2 separate regions of the Homo sapiens genome follow, and region 2 is linked to region 1. A link is an interaction called in ENCODE POLR2A ChIA-PET data of the cell type or tissue named here. Cell type or tissue: IMR-90. All regions are shown on one strand. Links, peaks and the distances in the headings refer to the core of each region. The heading gives the core; the rest is flanking DNA. Region 1 overlaps GRK2 (G protein-coupled receptor kinase 2). Region 2 has its middle 15 kb from the start of C11orf86.

Region 1 (10,370 bases), core at 3,952-8,951:
CGTGCCTAGGTTGCACCCAGGTGGGCTTGGCAGAGGGACTGAGTGCTCAGGCTGGTGGGTTTGGGCTCCACGCGCTTGGCTGTTGCTTTCAGGGTATGCTCTTGCCTCGGAACACACAGTGGGAACCAAAAGCACAGTGTAGCCCTTGAGGATGCACAGCCTCCCTCACACCTGCCCCTTCTTCCTGGGCCCCTTCCCTACTCCCCGCCGGCTCCCCATGGGTCAGTTTCCACTGCTGGATGGAGCTATATTCACGTTATTTCTACTCTGCTGCAACTGAGATACTAAAAATGAGGTGTTTGACTGCAGCTTTTTTCTAAAACAGTAATATCCCTTCTCTGCTTTGCTGTTTACTGCAAAAGGACGCGTCTATGCTGGCAGAAGTGGGTTTTCTGGTATTAACATGTTGGCAGCTCTGTTCCCAGGTGGGGGCAATTTTCTGACTCTAGAGCCATTTCGTGTTTGGGATGGGGGATAACCCCCTCCTGGAAACCACAGGGCATGGAATTCTGGAAGTTTGTTCTTGGTGCATTCTAGCGTAATGCAGATTACGGTCTCCATGTCAGCAGTAAATTGCAGGGTGTGGGTGCTCATGTCATATTTGTGAAGAAGCCGTGACATTTGACAAGGCCGCCAGAGTGCCTCTTCCTGAGCATCCCCGCAAGGGAGCTGCTTTGTGGCCGACACGACGTTCCGGAGCCCAGGCTGCTGCAGACCCTGGCTGTGTGTGCGGGGCCAGCTGGCTTTTTCTCTCCCCTGCTCAGGGCTTACCTTGGACCTGCCGGTTTGGGCTGGCCTTTCCTATTTGATCTGTGGCCCCGTCCTTGTTCGCCCCAGGGAGAGTCATTGAGAAACATTAAGAAGCCCCAGGGGACTTCCTTCTGCTGCTGGCACCTTGGTGTCTGGTTTCCTGGAAATGCCACAGGGAGCACCTCGGCCACAGCCACAGGCCCTGCTGCACTGGTTGGTGAATGCTCGCTCATCTCCCAGGGGACGGTTCCCAGAGTGGCCGCACCAGACCTGCCAGGCCTGTAGCCTTCATGCCAGCTTGCACCGTCCTGGCGTGGCAAAGCTTTAGCATCACTGTCACATGAGGGGCACAGGAAGCATGGCCCCTGGCTGCCAGCTGCCAGCCAAGGCTGCCTCCCATCCTGGGTTCCAGGGAAGGGGGCTGCTCGTCTCCTACAGCTCCTGGTCAGGGACGGGAGGGCAGCCAGGCCAGAGGCTGGGCACAAGTCAGGGTCCTCTGAGCCCTGCACCCAGCTCTTCCACAGAGGTCAAGGGGGGGATGGAGGGTGCTCTAGTGGAGGCCGTTTCTCAGGGAGCCTTTGGACATTTTCTTTGCCACGAACTCATTGTGGGCCTCGGAGCACGTGGCCCAGCCAGCTTCCTTGCCATCAGCAAGAGTGTGTTTGTCTCTGACTTGTCACCCCCTCCTGTCCACACAGCTACAGCCTCTGACCCCGAGCAGGAGACACCTAAGAGAGCCCAGGCCACAGAGGATGGCCTGGACTTTGCATTTCTTCTGAACCATGAGGTGCCAGAAGGGACCGGAAGTGCTCCCTCAGCACCCACTCCTTCCCTGTCACCCAGTGCTCAGTGCTGCAGCTGCTCACTGTCTTGGGCTGAGCCTGCTCCGGGAGCAGTAGGAGCTGGTGCAGGCCGCTGTAACTGCAGGGGTGCCAAGGTGGGACTGACTGCTCCTTCCCAAAGCTGGGTGGGCACCAAGTACCTCTGTGCCAAGGAGCCCTTGATACTTTGGCAGGGCAAGCCACGGGCTCTACCCACTGGGCCCGCAGTAGAGCAATGCAGTGCCTGAAGCTGGTCTGTGAGCAGAGGAGTCCCACCCTGCTCGGCTCAGCCCTGGCCACAGGCCCCATCCTCCAAGGCCCCATCCTCTCCGAGGACACGGCAAATGTGGAGCAGAGGCTTGAGCAAGACCAGTTACTGTGTGATTCTAGCATGGACTGTCGGTGAGCCGTGGGGCACTGAGAAATGGGGCTCTGGCGGCTCTCTCCCATGGCCCAGCAGGCGGGGCACGGCGGGCAGCATGGCCAGCCTGGCATATTAGAAGCCCTCCTTCTGCCGTGTCCACCCAGGCTTTGTAAATGGCCAGTGTGACGGTGGCGATTCAGCATCTCATTGACATCCTCATTTTACAGCTGGGGAAACTGGACATTTCAAGTTTGTGACCAGGTGGTGAGGGCCACTTGGAACCCAGGCACCCGTCCAACGGCCAGAGCAAAGGCAACTCTGAGGCCCTTGCCCAAAGGTGTTGGGAACCTTAGCGTCCTTCCATCTGGGACTGTTGAGGCCGCTTGGTTCTCCTGATGCTCCAGAGTAGATCTTGGGAGCCACGTTCCCCCGGATCTCAGGGTTGCTGACCTGGGTGGGGGACAGGGACACGCTCTGGGCTCACTGCCACTCCAGACTCTGCCAGTATCAGGGAGCAGTGTTGGAGACAAGGTGACCCAGTCCAGGAGGCTGTCCCACCCCTGTGCTCGCCCGTGCTTGCCACCCTGGCAGGAGCTGCCCCCAGTGGCAAGTTCTTCCAACCTGCCAGTTCCCTTGGCGGCCAGACCCATGGGAATAGACAGGAAACCCTAAAATTGCCACTTTGGGGGCCTTCCATTCAAGGACTCTGCTCAGGCCTGACCTCGTGTTTGGTTTCTTGCTTGGGGGGAGGGGGGTTGTTTATTTTATTTAAAAAACATTTTTTTCTTTTTAAGGAAGAAAGTGGAGTGCTGTGGGCTGGGAAGAATGTGGTGGCCATGCCCAGGCGTGGCTGCTGAGGGGAGAGATGGCCTCAGAGCCCCGGGTCCTGCTTCCTGCTGTTCCCAGGCCGGGGCTGACAGCAGAGCCCCTGGGAAGGAGAAAGGGCCTGCCCGGCAGGTTCCCCTGGCTGTCGCAGGCAGGGAACCAAGCATGCTTCCCCCTTGGAGACTTTGTGTGTCCAGTTGAAAAGTGGCAGTGGCTACTCCCTGGCTCCTAGGTGGCCATTCCCTCTGCCAAACTGGCACCTTTTTTTTTTTTTTTTTTTTTGAGACAGAGTCTCACTCTGTCACCCAGGCTGGAGTGCAGTGGCACGATTTTGGCTCACTGCAACCTCTGTCTCCAGGGTTCAAGCGATTCTTCTGCCTCAGTCTCCTGAGTAGCTGGGACTACAGGCGCACGCCACCATGCTGGGCTAATTTTTGTATTTTCAGTAGAGACGGGGTTTCACCATGTTGGTCAGGCTGGTCTTAAACTCCTGACCTCATGATTCGCCCGCCTCGGCCTCCCAAAGTGCTGGGATTACAGGCGTGAGCCACCGCGTCCCGCCAAGCTGGCACCATTTTTGCAGGCTCCTAAGAAGCAAGTCTGGGGCTCAGTGGGGCTTACTGCTGAAGCCCGGTGGCCCCCATTCCTGGGACAATGCCCGGCTCCTGGTGGGTGACCCCTACAGGCTGGGATTGCTTTGCCTGTCATCTGCATCTGCCTGTCGCTACCTTCCGCTTGACCAGCACCTTTTTTTTTTTTTTTTTTTTTTTTTTTGCTTTTTTTCATCCCCTTCTGTGGACCAAAATGTCCTGGCCCACCTCCCAGGTGAGATGCAGGCCCCTGACCTTGGGGTTTTCTCCACGTTCCAGTCTCCCAGTGCACAGCCTGTGCCCTGAGGGTCGCCCAGGGCCCAGGCCTCCTGTCTGCAGGTGCCAAGGGCAGGGACCGTGTCTTTCTCAATTCAAGAGATTTTTATGAAGCCCTTGCTGTGTGTGAAACACCACAATCTCCGTCCACCGTTTCCTGTGTCCCTGGGAGTCCCACATGCCGGGAAACATGTCCTTGACGGTGGCTGGTGGACATGAGCTGGCGTGTGGCCCGAAGGGGCGGGTGTGCTGGTGTGGACGCGGGGCCCATCCTCGGAGCTCCTGTCAGTTCTCAGAGGGCATCCTCACTCCCCGGTGGGGGGCATGGGCCCCCCTCTTCCCATCCAGGCAGGGTCTGTTCCAAAGCAGTCATAGGATGCGAACTCAGGGTCACCTAGGCCCATCCTTGTCTTCAGTGCCCTGCTTCCTGCTGGAGACAACTTTGGAAGAGGCCGCGGCCCCTCCCAGCCTCTGAGGGTGGGGAGCAGGCCAGGGGGTCGCGGCCTTGGAACCGTGCTCATGGCAGCCCTGCTGTGCTCGTGCTATCTCGCTCGGCCTTTCCTGAGGAAGGCTGGAACCAAGTGAGATCAGGGGCCGAGGCCCGGGAGTCCACTGCAGCCCTTCCTGGAAGGACAGTGCCCAGTGGAAGCGGATAAGAGCCCCCTCTCGAGGCCGAGGTCAGAGGCCAGGCAGGGTCCACAGGCCAGGTCCGCACTGTCTGGAGCTGCTCTCCGCAGACGGCTCTTCTGGCTGAAGCTGCCATTCTTCCAGACCCTCGGGCCCAAAGCCTGGAAGCCCTCACGGGGCTGGCCTCATAACCCTTCTCCCGGTCCCCGACAGCCTGAGCCTTCTCCCACCCACCCCCTTCCCCTTCTTCCTGCCCAAGTGTTGCCTCTGCCTGGGCTTCCTCCGCGTGGCGCCTCCAGTGGAGTCGGGCCACCCACCGCCCTGGACCAAGCCTCCTGAGTCCTGCTCTCCTGCCCACTCCTTGGCTGTGAAGCCCCCTGGTTTGCAAGGCCCTGCCCTCCGCCTCACCATGGCCTTTGTGTGCCCTCTCTCCTGCCCCATTGGCCCCTTGCTCATCCCTGGACATACTGTCCCCTGCCTGTTCCCACGTCTACCGACCCCCCTGGCTTCGCCAGCTGCCGAGATCCCACTTGCACTCCAGGAACCCAGTGGAGTTCCACCTTCTCCACACAGGCTTTCCAGACCCAGAGGCCTCCTCTCCTTCCCAAGGCTTCTGCACACGCTGTCTGGTATCACAGGCTCAGAACCATGCCCTGGGCAGGGCTGTTTGGAGCAGGGGGTGGCTTTGGCATGAGGTACACAGTGCCTCAGGGGTAGATGTGCAGCGGGTCCTCGTGACCACAGCCTGGGTGGCCAGTCCGACCAGCCCTGGGCTGGGCTCCTAGGGGCAGGCAGGGCCGGGGTGCAGAAAGGCAGGGGCCATGGCAAGCACAGAGAACCTGGACTTGCGGATCCAAATCTCCACCAGCTGCAGTCATTTCACGGGAGGCCTGCTGGTGGCCCCATAGACCTGCAGGGCCATGTGAGCGTGACATGGGCTCAGGTGTGTTGTCCCTTCAGGCCCCCAGCCTTGCAATGCCCTCAGCATGGCAGCTACACGTTACCCCAGGAGCCCAGACTAGTGAGGACCAGATGCAGGCCTCAGCTGGCTGTTGGGACAGACCGGCAGGGCTGGGCTTGAGGTGGGCCAGGAGAGGGCAGGAGGGGACAGTAAGGTGGTATTTGAGGCCGGGAGTGTAGCCTGGTGTGGCGCTCCCAGACAGCACTCAGTGTGGGGTGAGATAAACAGGGTGGGGGATGTCGGGTTGGGTTTTGAGGGTCACAATGGCCAGGCCCTCCCCTATGGCCATACCAAGCAACCCAGGGCAGGGGTCACATTTTATATCCAAGTACTAGGGACACACGAACCAAGGCATGGCCTTTTCTTACAATTTAAAAAATTGAGATGCAATTCATATAAAATTCATCATTTTATTATACAATGTAGTGTTTTTTAGTACATTGACCGTGTTGTGCAACCCTTACCCCAAAAAGAAACCCCGTCCCCACCGCAGTCACTCCTCTCCCTCTCTCCAGCCCCCGGCAGCCACGGATCTGCGTTCTGTGTCCGTGGATCTGTTCATATGAGTGGAATCTCACAATATGTGGCAACCCTTTGTGACTGGCTTCGTTCAGCCTCATGTTTTCAAGGCTCATCCACGTTGTGGCCCCTGTTGGTGCCTTGTTCCTTTTTACAGCCGAGCCATGTGCTGCTGCGTGGAGATGCCACATGTGTGTCTTTTCATCCGCTCACAAACCAGGCTTGGCTTTTGTGACTTGGCCAAGTTCCCAAAGCCAGCCGGTGGCATCACTGGGACGAGACCCCACAGGCGGTGGGCCTCTGAGCAGGGGGCCACCTGCCGGCCACCCTGGCCTTTGAGGACACAGCCTGGCGGGGGCGGTGCAGGCAAAGGCTTCCTTGAAGCCTTCTGGTCTGACCTGTGGCTGGGATAAGTGAGTAGGCCTGACGGGCTGGCCTCCTTCCTGGAGGGAGTGGCGACACCACCACAGTGCCCTCAGCTCGCGTTTCTGGGCCTGCAGCCCCCACGGGCTCTGGGGGCTTCTGCTTACTGCGCCCCCCTGACCCACAGCATCCGCAGTGTCATGCAGAAGTACCTGGAGGACCGGGGCGAGGTGACCTTTGAGAAGATCTTTTCCCAGAAGCTGGGTGAGTATGGCAGTGGCTCTGCCAGCCACCGGACTTAACTTCTTGCCCCTACCCCAGCCAGCCCAGCTGTGCTCCCCACTCTCCAGAGATTTGGCCTCCCATCCACTCAGGGTGGAGCAGCCAGCGAGACCCCAGGGCTTGCTCCAAGTCGCTGCGACCCTGCGTGCCTCCTTGCCCCTGGCTGTCGGCCCAGGGAGCCCCGTGGTGGGGGTGGGGGCCCAGAGTCTTCCAGGGCCGCCAGGGAAGTTCCTCCTTTGGGGTTTTTGTTTTTGAGAGTTGCAGCTTCCCCTTGGCGCGGCCGCAGCTGCTCTGGGCCGTTGGTAGAACTGACAGGAAGAGGCGGGGCCCTTCCTGTGGCGCCTGCCGAGCTGTGGTTGGCCCCGCCCCACCCCATGGGCCCTCTTTGTAAGCAACCTGCCTGGTGTTGGCCCTCCATTCCTCCTCCAGCTGGTGTCTGATGCCTGCTGTCAGAAGTTTCATGTGACCCACCCTGCGGACCTGGCCCGGAGGGCAGGCTTGGGGCAGGTCTCGGGAAGCAGGCTCCAGCCCCACATGGCTCTGATTTGGCCTTCCCGAGAACAGGAGCTCAGCTCTGGACAGGGGGTATCCTGGCCTGATGGGATCAGGCATTGGGGGTCAGCCTGGGGGAGTCGGTGTGTCAAGAAGCACAAAGTTTGGGTCCCAGGCCTGTGCCTTTTGTCCTTGGGCAAGTTGCTTCACCTCTCTGAGCCTGATGGTGTCCTCATCTGGGAGATGGGACTCATGAGTCCGACTGTGCAGGCCTGTCAGAGTCAGATGGGAGCACTGTGCCCACTGTGAAGCCTGGCCCCCATTCCTCAAAGGCCCTGCACTAAAGGCCAGGCAGTGAGGACTGAAATGATGGCCGCAGCTCTGACCCAGGTGCCCAGGCAGTGCCCCCGAAGGCATGAGAGGCCACCCAGCTCGAGCCTGGTTACCCGTGTCAGACTGGAGGCCTGAGGAGGGCCTCTGTCCCCTGGTAGTGCTCGGGGGCCGGGGTCCAGGGTCCAGGCCCCTTACTCAGGCATGAGGACACCCTATCTGGGGTCCCCTGAGAGCCCCTCCCACAGCCCACCTTGCCTCTCCAGTTCCCTGTGGCTTACACCCGTTCCATGCCCCCTGCCCTGAGGCCCCAGCCCCAACCTCTTTCCCAGGGACCTGCCATTTGGTGGAGTAGCCCTGAGTTCCACTTGAGCCTCTGCCACAGACAGTGTGTCTGACCAGCTCCCTGAGCCCTAGTTTCCCCAACTGGACCCACCCTCCCTGCCTGTTTCTCAGGCTGCTGTGCAAATCAGCCAGACACTGGAGTGGGGCAGGGTCCAGAGGAGTGGTGTGGCCTCAGAGCCCCCTGCTAACCTTTTCCCCATGCTGCAGCCTGACCTGGCCCCGGTGGCCACAGCATCCCAGGGCCCCCAGACTGAATCGTGTTGCACCTGCACAGCCCGCCCCGGTGGGGGGTATCGGCCTCACAGAGCAGGCGCAGGGCCCTGGGCTGCAGTGAGTGGGGGCCCAGGTGCTAAGCCAGGGCTCCCTGATGCCAGAGCCAACCCCGCTCCTCTGCCTCACCCTGGTGCCCATCGCCGTCCAGCTACCACCTGGGGAAACAGATTTCAGGAAGAGGGTAGAAACACAGGGGCCCCAACCCAGAATCCAGGAATCTTCACGTTGGCAGCAGCCTTAGCAGCTGCCTGGCCCACCCCTTGCCTGGGGCCGAGACCACCTTTGCCACCTCCATAGCCAGTTCTGCCCAGGGAGCCCAACCCACACCATCCACAATGATGGGAAGGCCTCTGAGAGAGGCGTGGCTCTGTGACCTTACACTGTTGCCTTCAGGGTACCTGCTCTTCCGAGACTTCTGCCTGAACCACCTGGAGGAGGCCAGGCCCTTGGTGGAATTCTATGAGGAGGTGAGACCCAGAGGCCCAAGCCCTGCTCTGCCTGGAGAAAGGGGAGGAGGTTGGGGCGGCTTTGTGGAACCCACAAGCTGCCTGGTGTGGGCATCCCCATTCCCTGCTGGGCTCTAGATGACCTGCAGGAATCCTGTCCTCCAGATCAAGAAGTACGAGAAGCTGGAGACGGAGGAGGAGCGTGTGGCCCGCAGCCGGGAGATCTTCGACTCATACATCATGAAGGAGCTGCTGGCCTGCTCGCATGTGAGTGTCCTCAGCTGGCCCTGTGTGCTGGCCCAGAGTCACCTGCAGATTGGGAGGGGAAGAGAGGACCCTGCTGAGAATTCATGGCCACCTCTGTCTTCCCCAGCCCTTCTCGAAGAGTGCCACTGAGCATGTCCAAGGCCACCTGGGGAAGAAGCAGGTGCCTCCGGATCTCTTCCAGGTGTGTGCCTCCCGGTCCCTCCCCAGGCAAGGTCACCTTGGACAGCCCCTGGTCAACAAGCCTGGTCAGCCAGGGGTGGGGCCTGGGCAACCACGGTCTCTCGGGGCTCAGTCACCAACTTCCAGCTTCCTCCCTTAGCCATACATCGAAGAGATTTGTCAAAACCTCCGAGGGGACGTGTTCCAGAAATTCATTGAGAGGTGAGAGCAGGGAAGTGTGGGAGAGGAAGGGGGAGGGAGGGGCCGCTCTCAGAAGGGGTATGGCTGGCGTGGAGGGCAGAAGCCAGCCTTCATTAGGCCCTGAGCAGGCAGGTGGCTGGCCCGTCAGCGGCCCCCTTGCAAGGACTCCTGAGAAGTCAGACAGGCTGCAGGTCATCTCCCACCCTGCCCTCCTCAGCACCAGGCAGCTCAAAGCCCATCCCAGGCAGTCTCCTAGCTCCAGGGAGCTAGGAGAGCTGTGCCACCTGTGCCTCTTTCTCTCCCGTGGGCTGTATAGCACCTTGCTGGCCCACCTGGACTGAGAAGCATCAGAGTCCTGGTAGGGGTAGGCCCAGTAGAGCGCATGGCCCCCGTGACCCTCACAGCCAGAGTTGGCGCGGTGGGTGGGAATTGTAGGTAGATTTCAGCCAGCTTTAGGGAGCAGCTGTTTTAGGGTCACTGCTGCCCAGCCATGGAGTGAGCTCTGTGTCACTGGGGGTATGCAAGCAGGGACAGGAGACGTACTTGTCAAGGATATGGTAGCAGGAAGTCTGGGTTAGACTGGAAGACCTCCTTTCTGTGCGGATCTGATTCCAGCAGGAAGCCACGGCCAGGTGGCCGAGGGCCATGCTGGGCACCCAAGCAGCCCTGACTGGTGCTGTGGGCGGGCAGGCCCTCAACATATCCTTCCTGGAAGAGGACATTAACGCTCGTGATGTTTCCACACCTACCCTCACGGGACCCCAGGGAGTGGCGGCTGGGTGGGGAGGCTCACGACAGCATCATCCTTCCCACATTCTGAGTGGCCCCTGAGCCCTGATTCTTCTTTTCCAGCGATAAGTTCACACGGTTTTGCCAGTGGAAGAATGTGGAGCTCAACATCCACGTGAGTGGGCTTGGGTGGGGCATGGAAAGCCACGCACCCTGCTGCTCCTCTCCCGGGAGCTGGGCCTGTGGCTTGGCTGGGAGGGGGAGGTCAGGGGATGTCTGTCCTTTAGCCCCCAGGGCCGTGGCTATGGGGGTCAGGGCCGGGATCCCAGCATGGGGAGGCCGGAGCAGGTAAATATGTGGCAAGGATGGCCAGGACATGGGTATGGGGACCCTGGCATGGGGCCAGCCCCTGCTGCCCAGGTGCCTCTGCCCCAGGGCTGGGCAGAGGCAGCCTGTGGTGACCGCAGCTGTCGCTGCCCCTCAGCTGACCATGAATGACTTCAGCGTGCATCGCATCATTGGGCGCGGGGGCTTTGGCGAGGTCTATGGGTGCCGGAAGGCTGACACAGGCAAGATGTGAGCACCCTGCTCGGCGCGGTGGGATACCTCGGGGAGCCGGGCTCCTGGGGGACCCTGACAGGCCGGGTTCCACACAGGGCCACCTGCTGCTCCATGCACTCCTGTCTTGCCGTGCTGTTACCCCCGCAGGCTCCTCTGGCCCCAGCCCTCCCTGTCTCTGATTTGTGTCAC
Region 2 (10,370 bases), core at 3,365-8,364, 290 kb before region 1:
AGAGCCAGGAGGGGCTCAGGCTCCGGTGGAAGTCTGAGTCCAAGCCTCCACCCTGCAACTAGCCTGCTGAGTGACCCTGGGGACACCACTGGTCTTCATTTTCTCCTCCGTAAAATGGGATCCTGATCTTTGTTTCTCCCTTGGGCTGAAGGGCAGATGAGATGCTGAGTGTTGTAAGCGCTTTGCAAATTGCAGATGCTTTGTCCAGAGAGGCAACACCACCATCACCCGCTCCTCACCACCTTCTTCATCATGTTAGAGAGTAAAAGCTCTGTGGCCAAACTGCCCGGGTTTGAATCCTGGCTCTGCCACTTGCTAGCTGGGTGACATCAGGCAAGCCACTTAACCTCTCTGTCCCTCGAATTGGCTGTCCCTCCTTACAAGATTGTTGAGTTAGTACATGTAAAACATGTGGAGCAGTTGGTCCTTGGTTCTTAGGAGCCAGTTCCAGGATGTTCTCCCTGTGCAACCCAGGGCAGGTCTCATCTCTGAGCCTCAGCAGCCTCCTCTGAAAAATGGGGATGTTAATAATAGCACCTGGCTGGAGGCGACCTGGAGGATGGAGCAGGGCCAAGGCACACACTGTGCTGAGCCCAGGGCCAGCCCACAGAAGCGCCGGCTCAATGAGTGCCTCGGAAGCCTGGCATTTGGAGCCCAGTGTGTCCTCAGCTCACCTTGGCTGGTCTTGGCCTTGGCAGGCCCATGGGCAGCAGGGAAGGGCCATCAGGATCTGGGAAAGTGGGTCCAGCCCCAGACCAGATGGCCACCCTGGGGCCTCCCAGGAGGTGGGCTGTCCTTTAATGACCTGCATGGTCGTGGGTTTGGGAGGAAGGAGCTTTCTCCCGGCCCCCTACTCCCACTGTGGCTGCCAAAGAACCCTCCCTGTCCCACCCCAGCCAGGCCATGTCTCCCTTCTCTGAGCTTCAGGTACAAGCAGTCAGTTAGTCAATAGTTGGCAAGGCTCACTCAGGGCCCTGCTAGGGCGAGGACTTCAGCAAAGATGAGTCGCGCCTGCGCACTGAAGTCCAGCCAGGTAGAGCCCACATCCCAGCACAAAGGTGCCCTGAGAAAGGCAAGGTTAGCTCTTGGAGGGTGGGCACCAGAGACAGCCTCCTGAGGAGGGGCCGGCAGAGCTGAGTGTGGGCTACCCCAGTGGAAGAGTTGGAAAGGCACATGAGGCAGAGGGAACGGCAGGTGCAAAGGCATGCAGATATGGAACAGCTGGAATATTGGGAGAACAAGGCAAACTCAGTTTCCTGGGGAAAAGGTGGAACTGGGGGATGTGAGGACAGAGAGTTTGGCAAGGGACAGAGCTCAAAGGACCAGGAAGGGCCTGGCGTGGTGGCTCACGCCTGTAATCCCAGCACTTTGGGAGGCCAAGGTGGGTGGATCACCTGAGGCCAGGAGTTCAAGACCAGCCTGGCTAACATGGTGAAACTTCCATCTCTACTAAAAATACAAAAATCAGCCAGGCGCGGTGGCACACACCTGTAATCCCACTTACTCAGGAGGCTGAGGCAGAATCACTTGAACTTGGGAGGCGGAGGTTGCAGTGAGCCAAGATCATGCCGCTGCACTCCAACTTGGGGGACAGAGCGAGACTCCCTCTCAAAAAAAAAAAAAAAATTTAGCTGGGCATGCTTGTGCACACCTGTGGTCCCAGCTACTTGGGAGGCTGAGGTGGGAGGACCGCTTGAGCCAAGGAGGCAGAGGTTGCAGTGAGCCGACATTGTACTCCAGCCTGAGAGAGAGAGCCAGATGCTGTTCCAAAAAAGGAAAAAAAAAAAAAAAAAAAAAGACTGGGAAGACAAGAACAAGAGTTTGAACTTGGCCTGAGGAGCACGAGGGAGCCATTGCAGAGTGTTCAGTAGAAGAGAGAGAGCAGCAGCTTAGAAAGATTCCTTGTGGTCATGTGAGCACAGAGGTTGGGTGGGGTCCACTGGGAGGAGTGCAGACAGAGGCTCAGAGGGAGGGGCGGGCTTAACTGGGCCACACACAGCTGAGTGCCCTATACCCAACACCCCATCTGGCCTCCTTGGCATAGCTTTACCTTCTGTCTTGTTTCCCCCTGCCCGAGTTCCACCTCCCCCAGTAGCTGCTCCCAGAGGCCAGGAGCACTTGGGCCTCCCCTCCCCCGCCAAGGCCATCAGCCCTGACAGCAGGAGGCGGATGTGTCAATGATGGTTGGTGGCATGCCTGCGCCCCTGCTTCTGCCTGTGCCTGTGTGGGATGCCTCCTGGGCCTTTCCCTGCTCTGTCCCCGCGCCCAAGCTGGAGCCACAGGTCCCACCTCCCCACCCTCACTCTCATGGTTGTCACCTCCTGAACATAGACAACAGACAATGTCTAGTTAGTGTGCTGACATTAAATGTCCACAGACAAGAGACAGTTGGAAGGATGGAAACCTCCATGGTCGGTGACTCTTTCCAGACTGGTTGCTCTGCCACGAAGCAGAACAGAGTTAAGTGCTAACTGGGGCAGTGAGATGAGGGAGATTAAACGGAGGCCCCACTTCCTAAACCAGTGTGACTCTCGGCCTGACCAGACACCTTCCTCAGCTTCCCGTGAGCTTCCTGCGAGGAAAAAGCCTGAGAGATGGAAATAAACATCTTGCAGGGAAAATGGGGCTGCTCGGTTGCACTAATGGAGGAAGCAGCGAAGCAAGCAGGGAACGCTTTTCCTGGCACTGTACATCCACATCCACCAGCTAACCTTGTCAGCCCCATCTTCAAAATAAAATATATCCACACTCTGAGCTCCTCCCCTCATCCTCAGAAACACAGCCCTGGGCTGAGCCACCGTCATCTCTCACTGGGATAATTTCTGCAGCCTCCTACCTGGTGGCCCATGTTCAGCTTCACCCTCTGCCATTTACTTACCACACAAGGTCCAAAACAAAAGCCATGTCCAGGCACTTTTCTGATCAAAATTCAGAAATGGCTTCCCTGTTCATGCAGAGTAAATTCCACGGCCCATGACACTCTACCCTCTGGGTGCCTCCAAATTCATCAGGAGGCCTCTCCCTCGGCTCCACTCACCCTGGCCCCTTGTTGTTCCCGGAACCCAACACACATCCCACCTCAGGACCTTTGCACTTGCCCTTCCGTCTACCTGAAATACCTTCCCCGAAATGCCTGCCTCACTTCCTTGCCTCTCTGCTCATTAATTGCCTCATCACAGAGGCCTTCCTTGACCTCTACCAAAAACAGGTCTTGGCTGAGCGAGGTGGCTCATCCCTGTAATCCTGAGAGGTGACAGCGTGCTGGCAGTCCTCAGAGCCCTCGCTTGCTCTCGGCACCTCCTCTGCCTGGGCTCCCACTTTGGCGGCATTTGAGGAGCCCTTCAGCCCACCACTGCACTGTGGGAGCCCCTTTCTGGGCTGGCCAAGGCTGGAGCCCACTCCCTCAGCTTGCAGGGAGGTGTGGAGGGAGAGGCGCGAGCGGGAACGGGGCTCTTGCGGGCCAGCTGGAGTTCCGGGTGGGCGTGGGCTTGGCGGGCCCCCCACTCGGAGCAGCCGGCCAGCCCTGCTGGCCCCGAGCAATGAGGGACTTAGCACCCGGGCCAGCGGCTGCGGAGGGTGTACCGGGTCCCCCAGCAGTGCCAGCCCACCGGCACTGCGCTCGATTTCTCACGAGCCTTAGCTGCCTTCCCGCGGGGCAGGGCTCGGGACCTGCAGCCCGCCATGCCTGAGCCTGCCACCCCCTCCGTGGGCTCCTGTGCGGCCCAGCCTCCCCGACGAGCACCACCCCCTGCTCCAAGGCGCCCAGTCCCATCGACCACCCAAGGGCTGAGGAATGCGAGCGCACGGCGCGGGACTGGCAGGCAGCTCCACCTGCAGCCCCGGTGCGGGATCCACTAGGTGAAGCCAGCTGGGCTCCTGAGTCTGGTGGGGACGTGGAGAGTCTTTATGTCTAGCTCAGGGATTGTAAATACACCAATCAGCACCCTGTGTTTAGCTCAAGGTTTGTGAGTGCACCAATGGACACTCTGTATCTAACTGCTCTGGCGGGGCCTTGGAGAACCTTTACGTCTAGCTCAGGGATTGTAAATACACCAATCGGCACTCTGTATCTAACTCAAGGTTTGTAAACACACCAATCAGCACCCTGTGTTTAGCTCAAGGTTTGTGAATGCACCAATTGACACTCTATCTAGCTGATCTGGTGGAGCCTTGGAGAACCTATGTGTCGAAACTGTATCTAACTAATCTGATGGAGACGTGGAGAACCTTTGTATCTAGCTCAGGGATTGTAAAGGCACCAATCAGCGCCCTGTCAAAACAGACCACTGGGCTCTACCAATCAGCAGGATGTGGGTGGGGCCAGATAAGAGAATAAAAGCAGGCTGCGGGAGCCGGCTGTGGCAACCCACTAGGGTCGCCTGCTGCACTGTGGAAGCTTTGTTCTTTTGCTCTTTGCAATAAATCTTGCTACTGCTCACTCTTTGGGTCCACACTGCTTTTATAAGCTGTAACACTCACCGCGAAGGTCTACAGCTTCACTCCTGAAGCCAGCGAGACCATGAGCCCACCGGGAGGAACGAACAACTCCAGGCGGCACTGCCTTAGGAGCTCATCGCGAAGGTCTGTAGCTTCACTCCTGAGCCAGCGAGACCACGAACTCACCAGAAGGAAGAAACTCCGAACACATCTGAACATCAGAAGGAACAAACTCCAGAAGCACCACCTTAAGAGCTGTAACACTCACTGCGAGGGTCCGCGGCTTCATTCTTGAAGTCAGTGAGACCAAGAACCCACCAATTCCAGATGCAATCCCAGCACTCTTGGAGTCTGAGGTGGATGGAACACTTGAGGCCAGGAGTTCGAGACCAGCCTGCACAACATGGCAAAACCCCATCTCTACTAAAAATACAAAAATTAGCCTGGCATGGTGGCACACTCCTGTAATCCTAGCTACTCGGGAGGCTGAGGCAGGAGAATTGCTTGAACCCGGGAGGTGGGGTTGCAGTCAGCCAAGATTGTGCCACTGCACTCCAGCCTCCAACAACTCAGTCTCCAACAACAACAACAACAAACCCAGCTCTCCCCAACCCATCCTTTCTCTCTGTTCCTTACCTGTTTATTCTGGCTGACATTTACTTATCGTCTCCCCCACCAGAATGTCAGCTCCATGAGACAGGAATTTGATATGTTTTGTGTCCTGCTGTATTCCCAATACCTGGTGCTTAATAGATGCTCATTTAATAGCTGTTAACTGAGGCCGGGCATGGTGGCTCAGACCTATAATCCCAGCATTTTGAGAGGCTGAGGTGGGCGGATCACCTGAGGTCGGGAGTTTGAGAACAGTCTGACCAACATGGAGAAACCCCGTCTCTACTAAAAATATAAAAATTAGCCAGTTGTGGTGGTGCATGCCTGTAATCTCAGGTACTTGGGAGGCTGAGGCAAGAGAATCGCTTGAACCTGGGAAGTGGAGGTTGCAGTGAGCCGAGATCATGCCATTGCACTCCAGCCTGGGCAACAGAGTGAGACTCCACCTCAAAAAAAAAAAAAAAGTTGTTAACTGACTTGAATGAATGAATGACTTATTGAATGAGGTTTCAGCATCCAAAAGAGTTTAGGAAACTTCATGGAAGGAGGCTTACTTGGGTCAGGTAGCGGAACTTGAGAATTTGGGGTTCCCTCTCTAATCTTTTGAATTTACTGGCACATGTCTGCCCTGACTCTCTTTGTTTTTTTTGTTTTTTTTGTTTTTTTTTTTTTTTTTTGAGACAGAGTCTCGCTCTGTCGCCCAGGCCGGACTGCGGACTGCAGTGGCGCAATCTCGGCTCACTGCAAGCTCCGCTTCCCGGGTTCACGCCATTCTCCTGCCTCAGCCTCCCGAGTAGCTGGGACTACAGGCGCCCGCCACCGCGCCCGGCTAATTTTTTGTATTTTTAGTAGAGACGGGGTTTCACCTTGTTAGCCAGGATGGTCTCGATCTCCTGACCTCATGATCCACCCGCCTCGGCCTCCCAAAGTGCTGGGATTACAGGCGTGAGCCACCGCGCCCGGCCGACTCTCTTTTCAAAAAAAATATTTTTTATTTATATTTTTATTTTTATGTTTTTTAGATAGAGTTTTGCTCTGTCGCCCAGGCTGGAGTGCAGTGGCGTGATCTCAGCTCACTGCAACCTCTGCCTCCTGGGTTCAAGTGAGTGGCCTCAGCCTCCCAAGTAGCTGGGATTACAGGGATGCACCACCATGCCCAGCTAATTTTTGTATATTTAGTATAGACAGCATTTCACCATGTTGGCCAGGCTGGCCTCAAACTCCTGACCTCAGGTAATCCATCCACCTCAGCCTCCCACAGTGCTGGGATTACAGGCATGAGCCATGGCGCGCAGCCCACAGTTTTTTTTTTTTTTTTCAATAAAAAGTAGAGATGAGGTCTTGCTATACTGCCCAGGCTGATCTCGAACTTCTGGGCTCAAGTGATCCTCCTGCCTCTGTCTCCCAGAATGCTGGGATTATGGGCATGAGCCACCATGCTCAGCTCTCAAGCCTCATTCGCTCATTCAGCAAATGTGTACCAACTTCTGCTCTGGGTAGGACTCTGGGAGCCCAGAACAATCAAGCCCCAGCCCTGTAGCTATGAAAAAAAAAAAAAAATACAAGAATGGAAATGAACACTTAGAACACTAAGCAGCTCAGCTGTAAATGATATTTACATAGTAAAAATAATGTAATCAACAAATACTTATTTAACCAAAAATCACGACGGAACTCTGTTGGGAGGGCCAGAAGAAAGGATAGGTGTGTATGTATGTGGGGAGTGGGAGGGAGATAGAAGAGCTAAGCTCTCATCTTCCATAGTAGGAAGTCAATAGATAGTGTCCAAATTTGAAAAACCAAGAAATTGCAATGCAAGCATATAATCTAGAAATACAGAGGTAAATCTCAGAGGAAACACCTCCCAGAGCAGCTGCCCTGGGGGTGGCATGGGATAGGGCCAAGTGCTGCTGGTTTTCTTAAGTCTTCAACTATTTGATTTTTTTTTTGGAAATCAGCTTTCCCAGGTTGAATTCAACTATTTGATTTTGTAAACTAAGCACATAGGTTGCTTTGATAAAAATTTAAATCAGGCTAGGCTCAGAGGCTCATACCTGTAATCCCAGCACTTTGGGAGGCTGAGGCGGGTGGATCACCTGAGGTCGGGAGATCAAGACCAGCCTGGTCAAAGTGGCGAAACCTCGTCTCTACTAAAAATACAAAAATTAGCCAGGCGTGGTGGCTAACACCTGTAGTCCCAGCTACCCAGGAGGCTGAGGCAAGAGAATTGCTTGAACCCAGGAGGCGGAGGTTGCAGTTAGCCAAGATCACGCCATTGTACTCCAGCCTAGGCAACAAGAGTGAAACTCTGTCTCAAAAAAAAAAAAAAATCAAATCAAATCAAATAAAATCAAATAATAGATTTAACATAGATTTATAAATTACTTATGAGGCCATGAATTCGTGGCTGCCAGAATTAGATGTTTTGGAAATAAGTCTTTTAAAGTTCATTTCAAAAGGCAACACAGGGCTGGGCATGGCGGCTCATACCTGTAATCCTAGCACTTTGGAAGGCTGAAGCAGGAGGATCACTTGAGCTCAGGAGTTGTTTTTTTTTTTTTTGAAATTGAGTCTCGCTCTGTTGCCCAGGCTGGAGAGCAGTGGCTCAATCTCGGCTCACTGCAACCTCTGCCTCCCAGGTTCAAGCGATTCTCCTCCCTCAGCCTCCCAAGTAGCTGGGATTACAGGTACCTGCCACCACGCTTGGCTAATTTTTTGTATTTTTAGTAGAGACGGGGTTTCACCATGTTGGCCAAGCTGGTCTCGAACTCCTGACCTTGTGATCTGCCCACCTCGGCCTCCCAAAATGCTGGGATTACAGGCATGCTCAGGAGTTTGAGACCAGCCTGGGCAACATAACAAGACCTCATGTCTACTGCTAAAAAAATAATTAGCTGGGCATGGTGGTGCATGTCTGTAGTCTCAGCTACTGGGGAGGCTGAGACAGGAGGATTGCTTAAGCCTGGGAGATGGAGCTGCAGTGAGCGATTATTATGCCAGTGAACTCCAGCCTGGGGAACTGAGCAGGACTGCGTCTTAAAAGAAAAAAAGCAACACAGGATAATTGGCAAAATTGCAATATGATCTAGATATTAAAGAATAGAATGGTATCACCATTACATTTCCCAAATTTGATGGTTATGTAAGGGAGTTCTTACGAGATGCATGCTGAATGAAGTTTTTAGGGGTGAGGGACATAATGTTTACAACCTATTCTCAAATGATTTTAAGGAAATATATACACATATACACATATTACATATTCATATAAAAGAATGTGAACAATAAAACAAATGTGGCAAAAATTGGTGGATCAAGGTGAAGGGTATATGAGCATACATTGTACTACCCTTGCAACTTTCCGTAGGTATAAATTTTTTTCAAAATAAGTCCGGGCGCAGTGGCTCATGTCTGTAATCCCAGCACTTTGGGAGACCAAGGTGAGTGGATCACCTGAGGCCGGGAGTTCGAGACCAGCCTGACCAATATGGTGAAACCCCATCGCTACTAAAAATATAAAAATTAACGGGGCGTGGTGGCATGCGCCTGTAATCTCAGCTAACCAGGAGGCTAAGGCAGGAGAATCGCTTGAACCTGGGAGGCAGAAGTTGCAGTGAGCCAAGATTGCGCCACTGCACTCCAGCCTGGGCCACAGAGGGAGACCCTGTCTCAGAAAAACAAAAAAACAAAACAAAATAAGAAATTAAGAAAATAAAGCAATATGATAACATCACAAAAAGAGAGGTAGCCAGACAGTATGTACCTCCTGATGGGAGCAACAGTACTATCTATAAAACATGCTTGCCCAAATAAGTCAAGGCTGCGTTTTATCAAGCTTCTAGATCCAACCCCAATTTACAAGAACCCCTGGCGATGGATAAACATATCAAATCACACCATGGGGCTGCAACCAGCAAAATGCAGGTGTGGGGATTCCTACAGGACAAACAGCCCAACTTTTTTTTTTTTTTGAGACAGAGTCTCACTCTCGCTCGCTCTGTCACCCAGGTTGGAGTGCAGCAGCAAAATCTCGGCTCACTGCGACTTCCACTTTCCGGGTTCAAGCGATTCTCCTGCCTCAGCCTCCCGAGTAGCGGGGACTACAGGTGCCCGCCACCACACCTGGCTAATTTTTGTATTTTTAGTAGAGATGGGGTTTCGCTATGTTGGCCAGGCTGATCTCGAACTCCTGACATCTGGTGATCCACCTGTCTCAGCCTCCCAGAGTGCTGGGATTATGGGCATGAGCCACCACGCCCGGCCACTTTATTTCAACAAATAAATTATGAAGAAAAAAGAGAGATGGGAAAGCTCTAGATGAAAAGAAACCTGACCTATTAACCAATTGCATTATTTCTATTTGGATATTAATTCAAACAAACTGCAAAAAAAAAAAAAATAAAGAAAATATTTATGAGACATTTGGAACTTTGAACATTAACTAGAAATTGACCAGATATTTGATATTATAGAACTATTCCTTTTTTTAGGAGCAAAAATGATATAACAATTTATTTTTTCTTTTGAGATGGAGTCTCACTCACTCTGTCATCCAGGCTGGAGTGCAGTAGCACAATCTCGGCTCACTAACCTGCATCTCTTGGGTTCAAGCGAGTCTCGTGCTTCAGCCTCCCAAGTAGCTGGGATTACAGGTGTGCATCACCATGCCCGGCTAACTTTTTTTTTTTTTTTTGAGACAGAGTCTTGCTCTGTCGCCCAGGCTGGAGTGCAGTGGCGCGATATTGGCTCACTGCAACCTCTGTCTCCCAGGTTCAAGCAATTCTCCCTCAGCCTCCTGAGTAGCTAGAACTACAGGCACGTGCCACCAAGCCCAGCTAATTTTTGGATTTTCTGTAGAGACAGGGTCTCACCATGTTGGCCAGGCTGGTCTTGAACTTCTGACCTCGTGATCCACCCGCTTTGGCCTCCCAAAGTGCTGGGATTACAGGCGTGAGCCACCGTGCCTGGCCTAATTTTTGTATTTTTAGTAGAGACAGGGTTCACCATGTTGCCCAGGCAGTTCTCAAACTCCTGACCTCAAGTGATCCACCTACCTCAGCCTACCCAAGTGCTGGGACTACAAGTGTCAGCCACAGCATCTGGTCTATTTTTTCTTCTTAAAAAATGTTTTGCTTTATATGTTCAGAGAAACTTCTTTAGTAATAAACTATAGAAATGATCCTTGAAAGTACAGTCCTTATTTATTCCTAAAAAAATTTTTTTTGCTTGGTATAATATTTATGCTGAGGCCAGGCACGGTGGCTGATGTCTGTAATCCTAGCACTTTGGGAGCCCAAGGCGAATGGATCACGAGGCCGGGA

What was found. Peaks named below come from ENCODE experiments on the same cell type or tissue, not always from the same donor. Only the 100,000 strongest peaks of a DNase experiment are listed, where the experiment ranks them.
Region 2: POLR2A ChIA-PET joins it to region 1 with 5 read pairs; 3 of 35 experiments call an interaction of 5 or more read pairs at or near these places.

What each region holds. Positions count from the first base shown.
Region 1 is chr11:67,270,989-67,281,358 of GRCh38, forward strand. GRK2 (G protein-coupled receptor kinase 2) reads left to right here. Exons shown (of 21, transcript NM_001619.5): 2 at 6,284-6,360; 3 at 8,212-8,285; 4 at 8,430-8,531; 5 at 8,638-8,712; 6 at 8,851-8,912; 7 at 9,744-9,795; 8 at 10,105-10,196. Among named protein-coding and RNA genes, the nearest start is that of GRK2, 9.7 kb to the left of the region's middle. RefSeq lists enhancers at 63-1,027, 5,982-6,595, 6,027-6,076, 6,596-7,209, 6,797-7,006 and 2 more. In IMR-90, for the core only: a CTCF peak has its summit at 6,076 (motif pointing left); a DNase peak (open chromatin) is centred at 6,703; H3K4me3 peaks cover 256 bases; H3K27ac peaks cover 1,715 bases.
Region 2 is chr11:66,985,379-66,995,748 of GRCh38, forward strand. It overlaps the pseudogene LOC124902849. Among named protein-coding and RNA genes, the nearest start is that of C11orf86, 15 kb to the left of the region's middle. In IMR-90, for the core only: no CTCF peak of the experiment used is centred there; no DNase peak of the experiment used is centred there.